Regions from separate parts of the Mus musculus genome. Here region 1 is linked to region 2. The links are chromatin loops, found by intact Hi-C in ENCODE. Cell type or tissue: gastrocnemius. All regions are shown on one strand.

The links. A loop is a pair of places that touch in the nucleus more often than their neighbours do. Peaks named below come from ENCODE experiments on the same cell type or tissue, not always from the same donor. Only the 100,000 strongest peaks of a DNase experiment are listed, where the experiment ranks them.
Region 1: it touches region 2 in a loop (3-fold over the local background); 2 of 42 quality-filtered maps call a loop at or near these places.

The regions. Positions count from the first base shown.
Region 1 is chr1:184,231,478-184,239,477 of GRCm38, forward strand. No RefSeq gene overlaps it. Among named protein-coding and RNA genes, the nearest start is that of Gm34177, 94 kb to the right of the region's middle. In gastrocnemius, no CTCF peak of the experiment used is centred here; a DNase peak (open chromatin) is centred at 4,328; H3K4me3 peaks cover 640 bases; H3K27ac peaks cover 773 bases.
Region 2 is chr1:183,652,530-183,660,529 of GRCm38, forward strand. The region is part of intron 2 of Gm39724 (a long non-coding RNA gene); the gene reads left to right. Among named protein-coding and RNA genes, the nearest start is that of Gm39724, 25 kb to the left of the region's middle. In gastrocnemius, a CTCF peak has its summit at 4,743 (motif pointing left); DNase peaks (open chromatin) are centred at 4,710 and 5,228.

The DNA.
Region 1 (8,000 bases), 580 kb after region 2:
GGAAACAGCACAGGGTGTTAGCAAGCAGTTCCTCCCGTTGGACCTTGGAGGGGGGCGGGCAGCTAATGATGGACAGCTGTTCCTATTACATAAATTTCACTATGTTATACATACATTTACCCATAAATATGCAACTAAAACACATGGTGGCCCCAAACCACATATGCAATGAGATTATGAAGATACTCAGAGTACAATAGCAATGAGCATATTACAATAGCCCTAAAGGTGTACATTTCTGCATGTTAACTAAAAACTATCTAATTGGACTTAAGACCTGCTCAACAGGAGATAAATCATCCCTAGTTCTGAAAACCCAGCTAACTACCCAGGGCTCATGAAGTCATGGATTTTGGAGGATAACCCACAACCACCACTTTTTTAAACCAGCAAAGTCCCCAACTACATCCTAAATATTTGTCGTTATATGCATGGATAAGTGTAGTCCTCACCCTCATCAAGGAAAAAAAATATATCTTGCCGGGCGTGGTGGCGCATGCCTTTAATCCCAGCACTTGGGAGGCAGAGGCAGGCAGATTTCTGAGTTCAAGGCCAGCCTGGTCTACAGAGTGAGTTCCAGGACAGCCAGGACTACACTGAGAAACCCTGTCTCGAAAAAACCTAAATAAATAAATAAATAAATAAGAAAAAAATAGCTCTGCAACAGACTAAGACTCTTAGAGAAAAAAATCACAATAAAAAAATGCAGCATTATGGAGCCTAGTCTCAACTGATATCTATCTACAATAAAGCTCCCCTACCAAAGGCTCGGGGACACTGAAGAAGAAAGCATAGGAAGATAGTAAGAGCCAACAGAGGATCCGAGAAGCTGCACCTAGAAAGTCTCATCATGCTTCCCTAAGTGTGAATTAAACAAGGGTGACAATAGAAGACAGACTGATCTGGACAAGGGAAGCACACAGACCTCAACCCTACACCAAGAACTGCAGGCAACTAGGGAATGCCGAGAGTGGGAGAAACAGTCTTCCCCAGGGAGAGCATACTGACTGGTTATCCCATACCAGGTGGTCAGCCTTGAAAGCACATACATACATCTTCATTATATGGACTAAACAGGTTATGTTAGGAATATGTGTGTTTATACATATACATACATGTAACAACAGTTAATGAAAAGGGAGGTCACAAATTTGAAGAAAGAGCAAGGAGGGCTACATGGGAAGGTTTAGAGGCAACAAAGGGAAAAGAGAAATGATGAACTTAAAATATAAAAAAAAAGTAATTATCAGCAACAAATATTGGATGTTCAGTGTCAGCTGACACTGGGCCCTTGGGCCATTATTCTCCTGACATTTTGGAAAAGTGTCTTTGAGACTGCTCACGTTTCTGTGAATGTGTGTTCTTTTTGTTTCAGTTTGCTTCAGTTGTAGGGGCGAGGGGAGGAGCTGTACCATGCTCACCGCCACCTGACAACCCTCTGGTCTCCATGGCTCCTGTCCACTGACTGTATCAAGAGGAAGTGCTCTGTAAATTGCTAGCGGGACCTGTGCAACAAGTATCCATCAAAGAACAGCCAGAGGCTCGGATAAGGAGGAGCATCGTCAGGGTAAGGCTAAGGATGGGGTGATCTCTTCACTGCCTGCTGTCATCATGAAAAGCTATGCTTCAATGTGACAAATGCTTGGGAGAGGGAATTAGATAGATCCTCTGAAGTCCGCTTAGTTGAAAAGTCTCACTATGTGAATATCGGTGGGCTGACCACACGGTGCTGGGGTGAAGTGGGTGATGGAACAATTCTATTTAAAGGATGATCTTCAAATACTTCTAATCCACTAGACCTCTTGCTTCTTTTTTATAAATCCTAGGGAGAGTCGTACTTAAGGCCCTGATCTTTCAATTTTCTGACCCCATATCCAATTACTATGTCTCACATATTCTACCTGAGAGATATCTCCAAGTCCCTCACTCTTCTAGAACCTTCTCAGTACCTCTAACAGCTCCCTTGAAGCAGTGTCCCTACTTCAGATGATTCCTTCTTCCTCAGCGGAGGAGGTACCAGTTCTGTCTTTACATCTCATCCTGTCTTTGTGACGGAATATCGGTTGTCCATCTCGCCTGTGCCTGCCTTTCCACCCCATACACTGCGCTATTCAATGATTTCTGGTTCCTTGAGGCTATGTACTGCTAGATGAAGACACTGACTCCTTTCAGATCACCACCAAGCTATCAGCTCCCAGAAAGTCTACCTACCTGGGGAAGGGCTGGGGCTCTGTCTGTGTCGGAGCCTGGTTGGTCATGCTGAAGGCTCTGATACTCTTTCATCTTCTGTCTCTCAATGAATAAGTGCTTCTCAATGGGTTCCTTCGTGCCAGGCTCTGTCTTCTCTGCTAAAATGAATGGCTCTATTTCAAGCCTTCTACTGACATCCCAGTTTCTAATGAGTTGAGTAAAATCTGCAGCTGTAGGCAAGACTCTCTCAGTCAGGGTTCGTTGTCCAGCGCCCTAACTTTCCAACCACTTATGCAAACATCAATCCCCAAAGCTCATACAATAGCCCACACTGTTTGGCCTGTTCTTCAAATCTTGCTCCTATTCCATCGTGCTCCATTGTCTGCTGGGCTTGCCATCCACGGTTCTAATGCCTCACTTCAAAGCCTTTCCTAACTTCCAGAAAGAGTAGGGCTATTGTTCTTCACATTGTCATAAGCATCTATTAATAGTACCCAGGGCTGGGAGTGTAGTTCAGTGGTAGATCACTGGTCTAGCAAATGTGAGGACTGGGTTTGGTCCTCAACACTTTAGGCAGAACAGAACAGATCAGAACAAACAAACAAACAAACAAAATAAAGCTTGCCTTTTACTTCTCCCTTCTCTTTAAAATCTGTATTTATTTTGTTCAAATGTATACTGGAAGAGTTGTGGTTTCCTAAGCTCCGGGGATAGAGAGAGAAACTTATTAATTTGGTGTGTATATGAAGGCCAGAGGAGTCAGTTCTCTTCTTTCACCATGTCAGTCTAGGCTCTCAAACTCGGGTCACCACTGTACCGTGGAGCACCTTTAACAACTGAGCCTGAATCACTAGCATGAGTTAACAGATTACAAATGGAGCAGAGCCTCATTCAACCTATGGACAGTCTGAGCAGAACACAAAAGCTGGGGAAGGGAGCATTCTCTGTCTCTCTCTGTCTCTCTGTTTCTCACCCCCCGTCTCTGTCTCCCTGTCTGTCTCTCCCCCTCCCTCTCCCTCCTCCCTACCTCTCCCTCTCCTCTCTCTCTCCCTCCCCTTTTCCCTTTCCCTCGGCCTCTTTGAAATCAGCTGGGAAATCAGTCTCTGAATATTGATGAGAATAGACAATAACAGCTGGGCCAGAAGCACACCGTCGGTTCTCCAGGGTTTCCAGTTTGCCTCCTGTGTACATTAGGATTTAGCCTCTGTAAGTACAACACACACACACACACACACACACACACACACACACACACACACATTTATGGAGAGAAAGAGACACAAATAAATAACCTATCTCTTTACCGTGTGTGTATTTTCATATTATTCCTGGAACATACACTCAATGTATCTTGAACATGTCAATACTAATTTATCTGTATATAGCATATATATCTTGAATGTATGCCAATATCATATAAGTCTATCAGTCTATCTTCCATCCCTCTGTCCATTTCCTCTTGTTTTCCCTATCCGTGGAACTCTGAATACTGCATACACCCGGGAAAATCTTTGAGAACATGACATTTATGCTGAGCTCTGAAGATTATAATAAAAAAAGGAGCCAGAAAAATAATTCTAGCAAAATGGGAATGTGACAATAAAGCCGGAGGCGGGAAGAACCAGCGCACAGGCAATTATCGGGAAACTAGACTAGAGAGGGAAGCAGAGCCCAGGCAAGGAAGGAGCTTGAAGCCTGCTCCTGAAAGTGTCAAAAAGCTGAACACCCGGCTTTCAGTAAATGTCTGTTTGACAAAATGAGTTCCTGGTAAGTAATTTCCAAAACAGCGAGAGCAGTCCTCAGACTCTGGAACAAACACACGACTGTTTTTATCCCCATTCTTTGATGGTTTTCACAGAGGTGAGCGTGCTGGAAGGGGAGGAAGCTGATAAAAGCTGGCCGCATCCTCTCAGACCATTGGAGGACAGGAAGATGGGAGAGCAGCCTTCCGCCTCGCCAGGCGTTCCCTAACATTTTATCAGTTTGGCGGGTTTTGTCTGCATTTTGCAGAACATGCAGGCAGTGGTGATGATCCCTTTTATCTAATATCCTCAGCAGAGGTCACAGGCTTAACAGGAACCGGGAAACTCCTCCCGGCAAGCCAGTCCCGGCTCTGCACAAGAGCGCCCTCTTCTGTGCAGTCACAGACTGGCCCTCGGAGGAAGGTTGAAAGGACCCGTCAGGCAGGCCAGGGGCCCCAGTGAGCCCACAATCTGGTAGTCAGAGGAGTTAAAGGGCGTCCTTATGGACCGCCTTTACCCCACGGAGGTGCGCACATTCAGGATCCTTCTAGAATTAGCCATGAGAGTGAAAGGGGTGAAGAGATTGAGTTCAGGCCACTTCCTGAAAAGAGAAAGGAAGCGCTTTCCAGCTGGGGAGAATCTACTTCCTGGTTCAACAGGAGAAATGGAAAAGGATGGATACCCAGATACAGTCCTGTCAGAATCCATGGTCAGAGGGATGCACAGAAGTGAACAAGGAGGGGTAGGCCGACATGTGCCCTGTGCCGACAGAGATGGGGGAGGTCAGCATGTCTGCAGCCAGCCCTGGAGTCACATAGATGAGGAAACTGGACCTCTGGGACAATTCAACACCTGCTGCCTGCAGTGTTTCTTGCCTTCTCACTCCTGTGAACCCCTCTCTGCTCCCCAAAGACTTTCACCTCCACTTTCACATCATCAGTACATATATGGTTCTATGTGCCTGCCACACGAAGAACCCACATATGGAAGAAAACGTGTGTTGTTTGGTCTAGAACACACCATCAGATCCTCAAAATAATCATGCCAATCAAATAGGCTAGATATATACTCCCAGTGTGTTCAAAGAACTGAAGCCCAGAGACGCGAGCGATTTCTCCGCAGACACACAGCAAATACAAGAACTAAGAGAAGCACGTTGTTAAGGAAATGCACGTGTCATCCTGTTAGAGACAAATCTGAGCAGCAGGAGGGAGCCAATGGTCATTATAGATGTTGCTGAGGGGACAATGCAGATTTTAGTGACTGTTAAGGCTTGGGTTTGGAAGGCTCACAGTCACTTCCGTTACTGTTCAGGTCTTTAAGCTAAGACAACAGTGTGAGTGTGGGTCTGGAGAGGTCAGATCTCACTGTCATTCCTCTGATGTCATACACCTGGTTTTGAGACATCTCACTGGCCTGGAACTTATCAGGGAGGTAAGGTTGGCTGGTGCTGGAAACCTGTGGTTCTGCCTGCTTCCACCTTCCCAAACCCCAGGGTCTGCCTGTCTCTATCTCCTCAATCCCCAGGACTCTGCCTGTCTCCTCTCCAGCAGACATCGCAGGCAGACACCACCATGCCTGGCTTTTTATATGGGCTCTGAGGGGTTGAACTTAATCCTCATGCTTATAAGGCAAGCAAGCCCTTTACTGACATCGCGGTTGGCTGCTGCACCAGCTCAGTCAGAGCACCTACACTGCACGGTTGCAAAGGCCTTTGACTCTTCCCAGAGTGTCACAGCCAGTGGGATTGCTCGGGATAAGCAGAAGGCAGAGAAAGAAACACCGAGGAAGAGCGCTTCAATTCTCCTTCCTTCCCGAGTTTCCCTTGTCCTCACCCTTGAGGGTAGCAGACCCCTGACTTTTATTTCCTCTGTTTCACTTCTGACTGCATAGACATGTCTTTGGAGATTGATCCCTCCCCGCTCCTTTCCCCACAACAGAAAAAAGACACACTCAGCCTCCCTCCCATCCCGATAGCTTCGCACTCAACCCTAATCCACAGTCTGAGGTGACTCTTGTGCCGAGCCCATTTGGGAGGACACAGCTCTGCCCTTGCCACCCTATTGCATGCAGAGTCCATTCTATGCACAGAGCCCACCAGCACGTGGAGGCTGGGGCTGAGGCACATTCTGGACTCCTGTTTCCAGGTGATTTTTCAGCTCCCTATCAGGACTTAGCAGCCCTGACTTCCCTGATGGGAGAAGACTAATTAAAATGACAAACCCAAAATTGATTTATTACCATTGGGATGAAAACAATAAACAAAACCTGACATTGCTAATGGGTTCTTTCTCTCTGTCTCTCTTTCTCATCTCTCTGTGTGTCTATCTTCCCCCCATCCCCCCTACTGCCACTACCTACAACCAAAAGTGTGCCACCTGTCTTTCCTATTGGGCTTTTTTCACTACTACCTCATCTCATCATGATAGAACTATTTCCTCCTTAGATAGAACACACACACACACACACACACACACACACACACACACACACCAGGAAGAGTCTAGAGGCTGAGGCATGTAGGCATCTGGCACCTCCTCTCATCTAGAGGAAGCTGTTAGCACCTGTACTTGACAGGTGAGAAACCAAGGTGTTCAAGGGTTACCAGATTGAGGGAGATGTTAGAGCAGAATATCAACGGGCTCTGTCTGTCCTTTGGTACATCCCAGCTGTTCTTTCTTCTCCCACAGCTCCTTTTAAAATAGTTTAAAAAAAACCCAACAACATCTTAGTAAACACAGGACACTGCAAGGTGCTGATCTCTAACTGGGGATTAAGCACCTTGGTGGAAGGGAAGTAGGCGTGTCTCCTCTCAGAAAGAGGCTGGCACTCCAATGGTGGTGAGACTTTGCCATAATTCCCTGCATCCTAGTGATACCTGCAGCCTGATCTGTGGGAGGCCCAGAGGCACCCAGTGCCCGTGTGCTCAAGCATAATCTCAACTGTGTTACACCTTTCCTTGGCTTATGCATGTAGAGCCTCTCCTGGCCAATGTATCTCAGTCCTCTTCCTTCCATAGCAGCAGCATCTGTGAGCCTCCGGCATCCTTCCAGGCTGCTTGCTATATGGGAGCCCCTGACACAGGTCACCCTGAACAACCAATTGAAAACACCTCTCTGTGTTGATCAGCTTTCCATAGCTTTGACCAAGGTACTCAATTGGATGGAGGGATATTTATCCTGTCTTCAGGCTGTGAAGCTTCAGTTCTTGGTCCATTACTTAGGTCTAAGATGAGGCTGAACACCATGGAAGCGGGAACATGCAGGGGAGGGCTGGAAGTAGGCTGCAAGAAAAGGTGGAGACCATGCATGACCCTTAAAGACCTGCTCCCAGTGATCTACTGAGCCTAGATATGCCCTGTCTCCCAAGGTTTCCACTAGCTCCCAAAATAGCCCACCAGCGTGGGATGAAGCGTTCAACGCTGAAGCCTGTGCCATTTAAACCATAGCACCCCACTACCCTAGCTTTATACTACTAACCTCCATAAGTTCTTTCGAGTTTTCACCGATCAGAAGTTCCCGATTGCATTTTGTGTTTGCTTGTTCTTCCTCTGTAAGGGCAAGACTCAGTTGTTATAAATCTAGGACCCAGAACAGCAGCTTAGAATGTAGATGGGCATCAAAAAGTGTTTGCGGAATAAATGGGTGGAAGTCCTCACTACATGAAATGATTAATCTCCTTTTACCATCGAATCAAGTTCAAGTTAAATGATCAGAGAAGTGTCTCATAGGCTGCTGTTTGATTCTGCGTCACCTCTCATAGTCTGTGTTAACGGTCCACAGTCAGGCCAGGTACACAGTCCACAAGACAGGAGTTGGCTTTTCCACAGAACAGTCATTGCTGGACATCATGAACCTGTCAACAATGGGAGAGTGGTCACTTAAGATGAGAGTGGAGCTAAGGGTGGGGAGATGGCTTGACAGTAAAGCACTTGCTGTATTGCATGAGGCCTTGTAGCCCATAGAGCCATGTGAAAGACAGACACGGCAGCATGCTTCTCTAAGTCCATGGCAAGATGAGAGGGGAGACATTTGACATTATCCCAGGGATACAGCATGCCAGCCAGCC
Region 2 (8,000 bases):
CCCTCCCTGGAGTGCATGTTTGTTAGTGATCACAGGGCCTTCCACATGCTAGGTAAGTGAGCCCTCGGTGAGCTATATCCACAGTTCTTTGTTTTCGTTTGTTTGTTTGAGATAGAGTCCCACTAAGTTGCCCAGGCTGGCTTTGAACTCACCATGCGGGGCTGGTAGAAATTGAATTTGTGACTCTCCTTTCTCAGCCTCCTGGCTATCTAGGATTTTGGGCATGAACCACCTTACCTAGATCAACACAGGAATTTTGAAGGACAGCCTTTGTGTGTCAGGCACATTATTAGCTGTTAGTTATTTTTTAAATCTTATTATTTTTTAAATCAAGTATGGGAAGGTCTTCCTTTGATGATAGTATTTACCAAGAGTGAGTAGAAGTTGTCAAATGTCCTTTCTACATTTGTTGGAATAAGTGTGTGAGTTTTTATTTATTTATTTATTCTATGCATTTAGGATATTGACTCAATTTTCCACTCTTGGGATCCTTTCATTGGTTACAATTTTTATATATTGTTGGATTTTATTTTCAGAGCAGTACTAGTGACTGAAAAAGAAAAACTACCAAAACTGTAATTGGTATTTATATAGAAAACACACAGAAAGAAAAGGTCAAATTCAAGAGAATTCTTGAAAAATTTACTGAATTCAGAACATGGAAGCCAGAAAGAGTCCACGCTTTATGCATAAAGTTCATGTCACTGACATTGGGACCCATGGATGATTAGTGCTGTTTCTGAGATCTTTGCTTGACAGTGCTCTATAAATCTGTAACAAGGCAGTGTCTACATTACCACCTAGGAAAGGAGCTGTGCTCAGTGCAGTTATAAACTGGATGGGACCTAAAAGACCAACTCAAAGAAGAGAAACCTGGCAAAATTTTTCCAAAATCTATTTCAGCTTCATTGTTGACATTTGTAGTTACAGCCAACTGTATACAACAGCCAACTGTATATACTTCTGATGAGCTATTAAGTATAGTTTAAAGTTTAAGTTTTACGTAGAAGTGGATTCTCAGGTCACAACTGCAATGAAAAGAAACCATTCTGGCTACTAGATTCAAGGACCCTGAGCCAGAATGAAAACAATTTCTTTTTTTGGAGAAAATTTTGCTATGAATAGAACTACTAGACAAAATTTCAAATAAAGTAAAAAATAATGAACTACATTCTATATTTTTTAAAGTTTATTGTGATTCTTATTGTAATTTAATAAATAAAATTTATTTATTGGGATTAAAAAATGGAAGAATTCATTGTGTATCACAGCACAATGATCATGAAGACAAGTTGAGAAGGCTTGGTCCAGAGTTCTCTGAGATAAGAAAGCTGTCAAAGCTTATCTTTGTGAAGAGGTGAAGTGGGGGAATAAGGTGTGCTCATCTGCCGGCTGTGTGTGATATTATAACAACCATAATACGTCTGTGGGAAGAGGGACAGCCTTCCAGTGGCAGCCGAGATCAAAGGCGAAGACAAGAGTTAAAAGCCGGGAAGAGCAGTTTCTACAGATTGCTATGACATGGCCTGTGGTTTCGCAACAATTATCAAATAAATCACAATCTTGACATTCCAAAAATGCAAAAGGTTATCAGGCAAGGCCATATGGATTCTTTGTTGTTGTTTCTGCTGTTGGCTGTCTCAGCTGAGTTCTCCTGATGTGTCCTGGGCCTGGCCTCTGAATTCTGGGGTTACAGGTATGCATCCCCTACCTGTCTCACTTTATGAACTTTGATAGAATATTATCATAGTATTGCTCATTAAAAGAATAAATATTTTTCCTCTCACGTCCATTTCTTTAATTGAGAAATCATTTCATCTCTAACGTCACAGGAGAAAAAAAAATCCTCGGGTGACACAATAAGAGATTGAAATTACAATGTTGGAAACAAATATTAAAAACAAACTGCTGTGTTGTCTTCACTTTGGATAAAGGTCGAACATTAAGAAATTGTGCTCACAAATCAAAACAACCCTGAGATTCCACCTCACACCAGTCAGAATAACTAAGATCAAAAATTCATGTGACACCAGATGCTGGCGAGGATGTGGAGAAAGAGGAACACTCCTCCATTGCTGGTGGGATTGCACGCTTGTACAACCACTCTGGAAATCAGTCTGGCGGTTCCTCAGAAAATTGGACATGGTACTACCGGAGGTAATAACTCTTCTGGGCATATATCCAGAAGATGTTCCAACTTGTAATAAGGACACATGCTCCACTATGTTCATAGCAGCCTTATTTATAATAGCCAGAAGCTGGAAAGAACCCAGATGCCCCTCAACAGAGGAATGGATACAGAAAATGTGATACATTTACACAATGGAGTACTACTCAGCTATTAAAATGAATGAATTTATGAAATTCCTAGGCAAATGGATGGATCTGGAAGGCATCATCCTGAGTGAGATAACCCAATCACAAAAGAACTCACATGATATGCACTTGCTAAGTGGATATTAGCCCAGATACTTAGAATACCCAAGATATAAGATACAATTTTTGAAACTCATGAAACTCAAGAAGAACGAAGACCAAAGTGTGGACTCTTCACCTCTTCTTAGAACTGGGAACAAAACATCCATGGAAGGAGTTACAGAGAAAAAGTTTGGAGCTGAGATGAAAGGATGGACCATCCAGAGACTGCCCCACCCGGTGGTCCATCCCATAATCAGCCACCAAACGCAGACACTATTGCACACGCCAGCAAGATTTTGCTGAAAGGACCCTGATATAGCTGTCTCTGGTGAGGCTATGCCGGTGCCTGGCAAACACAGAAGTAGATGCTCACAGTCAGCTACTGGATGGAACACAGGTCCCCCAATGGAGGAGCTAGAGAAAGTACCCAAGGAGCTGAAGGGGTCTGCAACCCTATAGGTGGAACAACATTATGAACTAACCAGTACCCCCAGAGATTGTGTCTCTAGCTGCATATGTAGCAGAAGATGGTCTAGTTGGCCATCATTGGGAAGAGAGGCCCCTTGGTCTTGTGTCTTAGTCAGGGTTTCTATTCCTGGACAAAACATCATGACCAAGAAGCAAGTTGGGGAGGAAAGGGTTTATTCAGCTTACAATTCCATACTGCTGTTCATCACCAAGGAAGTCAGAACTGGAACTCAAGCAGGTCAGAAAGCAGGAGCTGATGCAGAAGCCATGGAGGGATGTTCTTTACTGGCTTGCTTCCCCTGGCTTGCTCAACATGCTCTCTTATAAACCCAAGACTACCAGCCCAGGGATGGTCCCACCCACAAAGGGCCTTTCCCCCTTGATCACTAATTGAGAAAATGCCTTACAGTTGGATCTCATGGAGGCATTTCCCCAACTGAAGCTCCTTTCTCTGTGATAACTCCAGCCTGGGTCAAGTTGACACACAAAACCAGCCAGTACAATCTTGCAAACTTTATCTCCAGTACAGGGGAAACACCAGGGCCAAGAAGTGGGAGTGGGTGGGTAAGGGAGCAAAGGGGGGGAGGGTATAGGGGACTTTCAGGATAGCATTTGAAATGTAAATGAAGTAAATACCTAATAAAAAAATTGGAAATAAAAAAGAAATGGTGCTCACTAAGACACCCTTGAAAGTCACGTGATCCTATTGTGAAAGTGCTTTTGTAAAATGGGTTTCTCTGCTGCTGGTGTTATCAAAATAAAACACAACATTCGGGCATCACCCGTGAGAAATGCCAAGAGAAAGCCTGCCCAGATGCGGACAAGCAGAGACCATAGCCACATTTCATGTTAACTCTAATAGTGTAGGTGTTTGTGCAGTATGGGGATTTGAACTCTCGTACACAGCTCTTTATTTTGTTTCAATGACAAATGGCACAAAGGTATGGGCAAGTCATGACTTATTCACCTGTATGTGCACTTTATGTGCACGTCTATTGAAAAGGTGTGTAGTGGCAGCCATTCTGTTCTTCCTGGCCATGATGGTCTATTCCCTGACCAACTGTGAGTCTGAATAAATCCTTCCCTCCTCGACTTGTTCCTTGTCAAGGGTGCTGTAGCAATGAGAAAAGTAACTAAATACAAAAGCACCAAGGTCCAGATGATTAAATATTTGAAACAACAAGCAAACTGGTTCTTTACCACTCTGGTAATATCACTGTCAGTTATAGTCCATGTCCAGGGGAGAGGTGAATTCAGGGATGCTGGGGGTGCAGGGTGGGGTGGGGGCGGGGCAAGGGCGGGGACGGGGGCACCATTCCCAGAAAGACTCCGAGATCTCGGCTTCTGGAAGGTCTGTCACACTCTCACCCTTGGTTCTACGCCTGTTTCCTACCTACAGTTGGTTCTCTAGTTCCCAGACTTGGGCTTCTCATTCTTTTATGACAGGAGTAAGAATACTTTCTAAAGCGACGTAAGTCACCATCATGGTCTTGTCAAATAGCCAGCCTAAGGAAGACCAGCCTAAACCCAAAAGGTGAAAAGATACAGTGTGCCTGAGGTGCCCCTTAAATGAGGTATTCCCTGACGTGTCTCCCAAAGCCACTTCTTCAGAGCTGCGGGTCCACAGGTTTCCATGTAGAGTCTCGCTTGCTTTCTGGCTTCTAACTCAGAACACAGCCTTTTCCCATTCCATCCCGTTGCAACCTTCTGGCTGAGGGTCCTTAGCCCCCCCTGGGTAGGAATCTTGTGTAGACAAGAAGCAGCTCTTCAAGTGCCCTCTCTGGATGTTCTCAGGGAGCAGCAGCAGTAGGCAGCCAGAAGTGGTAGCAAGTGGCGCCCTCTAGTGTTAGGTCCCCATATGGGCCTCTTGCGCATCAGCATTTAGGATCACAAGTGTTACAGATTTGCTGTAGGCCTTAGGCTCTTGGCACCCTTAGCCTTTGGCAGTGACCTATGATAGAACTCTGAGCCTGAGGTATGAGAGCCATGGCACTCTGGGAATCCGGAGATCATGCCATGCAGTTTCTCTTTTCTGGCTTTCTATTCCTCTTTACTCTCGGCTCTCTTGTCAGCAGTCCAGTTCTGCCAACCTTTATCCTACCCTGCCTTACTTCAATGGCTCAACTGCCTCTTCTTTAGCCGTCGGTCAGCTAAGCTGGCCTTGCTGTGTTTGCAGCTAGGGCACATTGTGACTTCATGTCTATTTCTGATGTCTACTTCCTGCCGTGATTGCTCCTGGGCTGTTTGGCCGACCACTTGGCTCCTTCCATAACCCAGTTAGACTGGAGTAACTTGGGAGTAACAAACTCTACCAGGACTGACTGGGGCACCTGATCAGGCAGGCCCCTTGGGAGCTGGGAACCTGCTGTGTCTTCAGCTGAGATGCAGCTGGCTGCCATGTTGCTTTCACGGCTGCCATGCCAGCTCCCTGGCTTTCTGGGTCACTTCTCTTCTGATGTTGCCACCATACTCAGCCATCTTTCTTCTTGTTACCAGCTCAGCCCACGCTACTGGAAGTAAGCAAGAGAAAAGCATCCTAGAGATTCATTAGGCTAAAGCTTTAACACCAAGGCAGGCAGCAGCAGTGAGTGTCTCCTAGCGAAATAACCAACCGGGCATTAGCAATCTGCTTATATAGCCCAGGAAAGAGTTTTGAACTGATTACAGCCACTCTGGACCAGTCACAGCTGGTTTTTACCTATCACAGATGTTTGTTTGAGTTGATCACAGCCTGGCTTCTGAACATCAGTGACAGTCACTGAGGTTTGCGTTTTAGATCCATCCCAGCCTTCTTTCTTAGCCCTGTCATAGCAGTTCATCAGCTAGACTGTCGGAGGAGGCGTTCCCCTCTCTGCTCAGGGTAGGCTAGAGTTCATAGGTGGTCATGATATCAAAGGCCAGGAATAAACTATTTCAAATAGTCCCTGCTGAGGCTGTGCCTTCGAGAATCACACAGTAGGCTAGGCTCATGTGTTCTCGACTTAATGTGGAGAGTGTTCAAGATGGCGCGGGCTGGCAGAAAGGTAGTCTGGCCAGCTGAGGAATGATAATCCTGTTGTTCAAGGCAGTCAAGGTCTGCAAAGAAGAGGCCAACAGATGCCTTCCCCACACTTTGCTACTCATAGGAAAATGAACATGCCGTTGGCCCAAGTAGTGTCTTTGATCAATTTTAGCTGGACTTTCTGGGTGGTGTCCAATCATCCCATGTTCTGTCTCAGAGAGGTAGATGCTTACTGCGCGTTCCTGGTATAGAGTCAGGGTTGACCTGGCCAGTTATTGACCGAAACTTCCACTCCAGTGAATTGTCTAGTGAGTCACTTCCTCTCTGCATTGTTAATTGTCTATGACAAGAGCTAGAATGTGTAAAAGGGACCTGTGTCCTACAGTGACATCAGTGCTAACCATATCCGTGTCACCTGAACACTACTAGGAATGCTAGTTACCCAGGCAGAGCCTGGGTCTACAGATCAGAAACAAGAGTGTCCCTGACACCTAGTGTTTGAAGGGTTTATTGTTCTACTATCAACAGGAAATAGATCCATTGAAGGCTGGCCTCAGGGAAATGTATTTCTGTCATGGATATCTATAGGAGGCTAGGAAGGGTCAGGGGTACAGAGAGCTCCTCAGGGCCTTGGCGATAGTGGATGAGCCGTCCTTGCACTGAGCTGTGTCTCTCTGAAGTTCAGACTTGCTTATTTGATCTGACCTTGGAACTTTGACCGTTGGGAGCAGCATCTGGATTTTCTTTGCAGACAAATACGTTTACTTTTCTGTAAGTTAATTTGTTTGAAGTGAGGAGAGGGCACGACAGAAGCTTCTGTAGAACCTAGAGTGCCACGTGAGAGGGATGGACCACTGCCATGTGAGAGTGACAGGCCACTGAGGGCCACAAGTGTGACCCTGAGTGGGCTTAAGACAGGCTCCCTCCTGGGAATCCTTGCCCTTCTCACTGAGTGGCCAGGCTGCTGCAGGAGGTAAGCTCAGATCAGAGCAGGCTTTCTCAGAAGGTGGTGGCATTGTCCCCAAATAGCTGGGGATTCCTCAGTGCCCCGTGCCTGACTCAGGGTCAGACATGAACTCATCACATTGTATTTGTCTGTTCATCTTACACCTCAACTAGATTGATTTCCTTCTGCTAGGGACTGTGCTTGCTCTGCCTCTATCTATCTATCTATCTATCTATCTATCTATCTATCTATCTATCTATCTATCCATAATCTATCATTTATCTATCCATCTATGTATTTATGTATCCATCCTCTATCTATCTATCTATCTATCTATCTATCTATCTATCTATCCATAATCTATCATCTATCCATCTATGTATTTATGTATCTATGTATCCATCCTCTATCTATCCATAATCTATCTATCTATCTATCTATCTATCTATCTATCTATCTATCTATCTATCTATCTATAAATAATCTACCCATAATCTATCATCTATCTATCCATCTATGTATTTATGTATCTATGTATCCATCCTCTATCCATCTATTATCTATCTATCTATCTATCTATCTATCTATCTATCTATAAATAATCTACCCATAATCTATCATCTATCTATCCATCTATGTATTTATGTATCTATGTATCCATCCTCTATCCATCTATTATCTATCTATCTATCTATCTATCTATCTATCTGTCATCTATCTACCTATCTCTCTCTATATCTCTCTATCTCTTTCTTTCTATCTCTCTCTCTATCCATAATCTATCTATGTATACACCATCTATCTATCTATCTATCTATCTATCTATCTATCTATCTATCTACCACCTATCTATCCATCCATGTATTTATGTATCCATCCTCTATCCATCTATTTATTATCTGTCTATCCATAATCTATGTATCTATGTATGCACTATCTCTCTCTTATCTCATCTATCTATCTATCTATCTATCTATCTATCTATCTATCTATCTATCTATCCATCTATCTACTTATAGCTCCTGTTCCTGAGTTTTAGCCTTGACATGTATTCAGCTATTTGATAACCCCTGGCTGACTTATGAATAAGTGAAATCATAAACGAATGGATTCTTGTCGACATTTGTATCATAGCTATGGCTCTATTCCTGCATTCTCCCAAGCCAA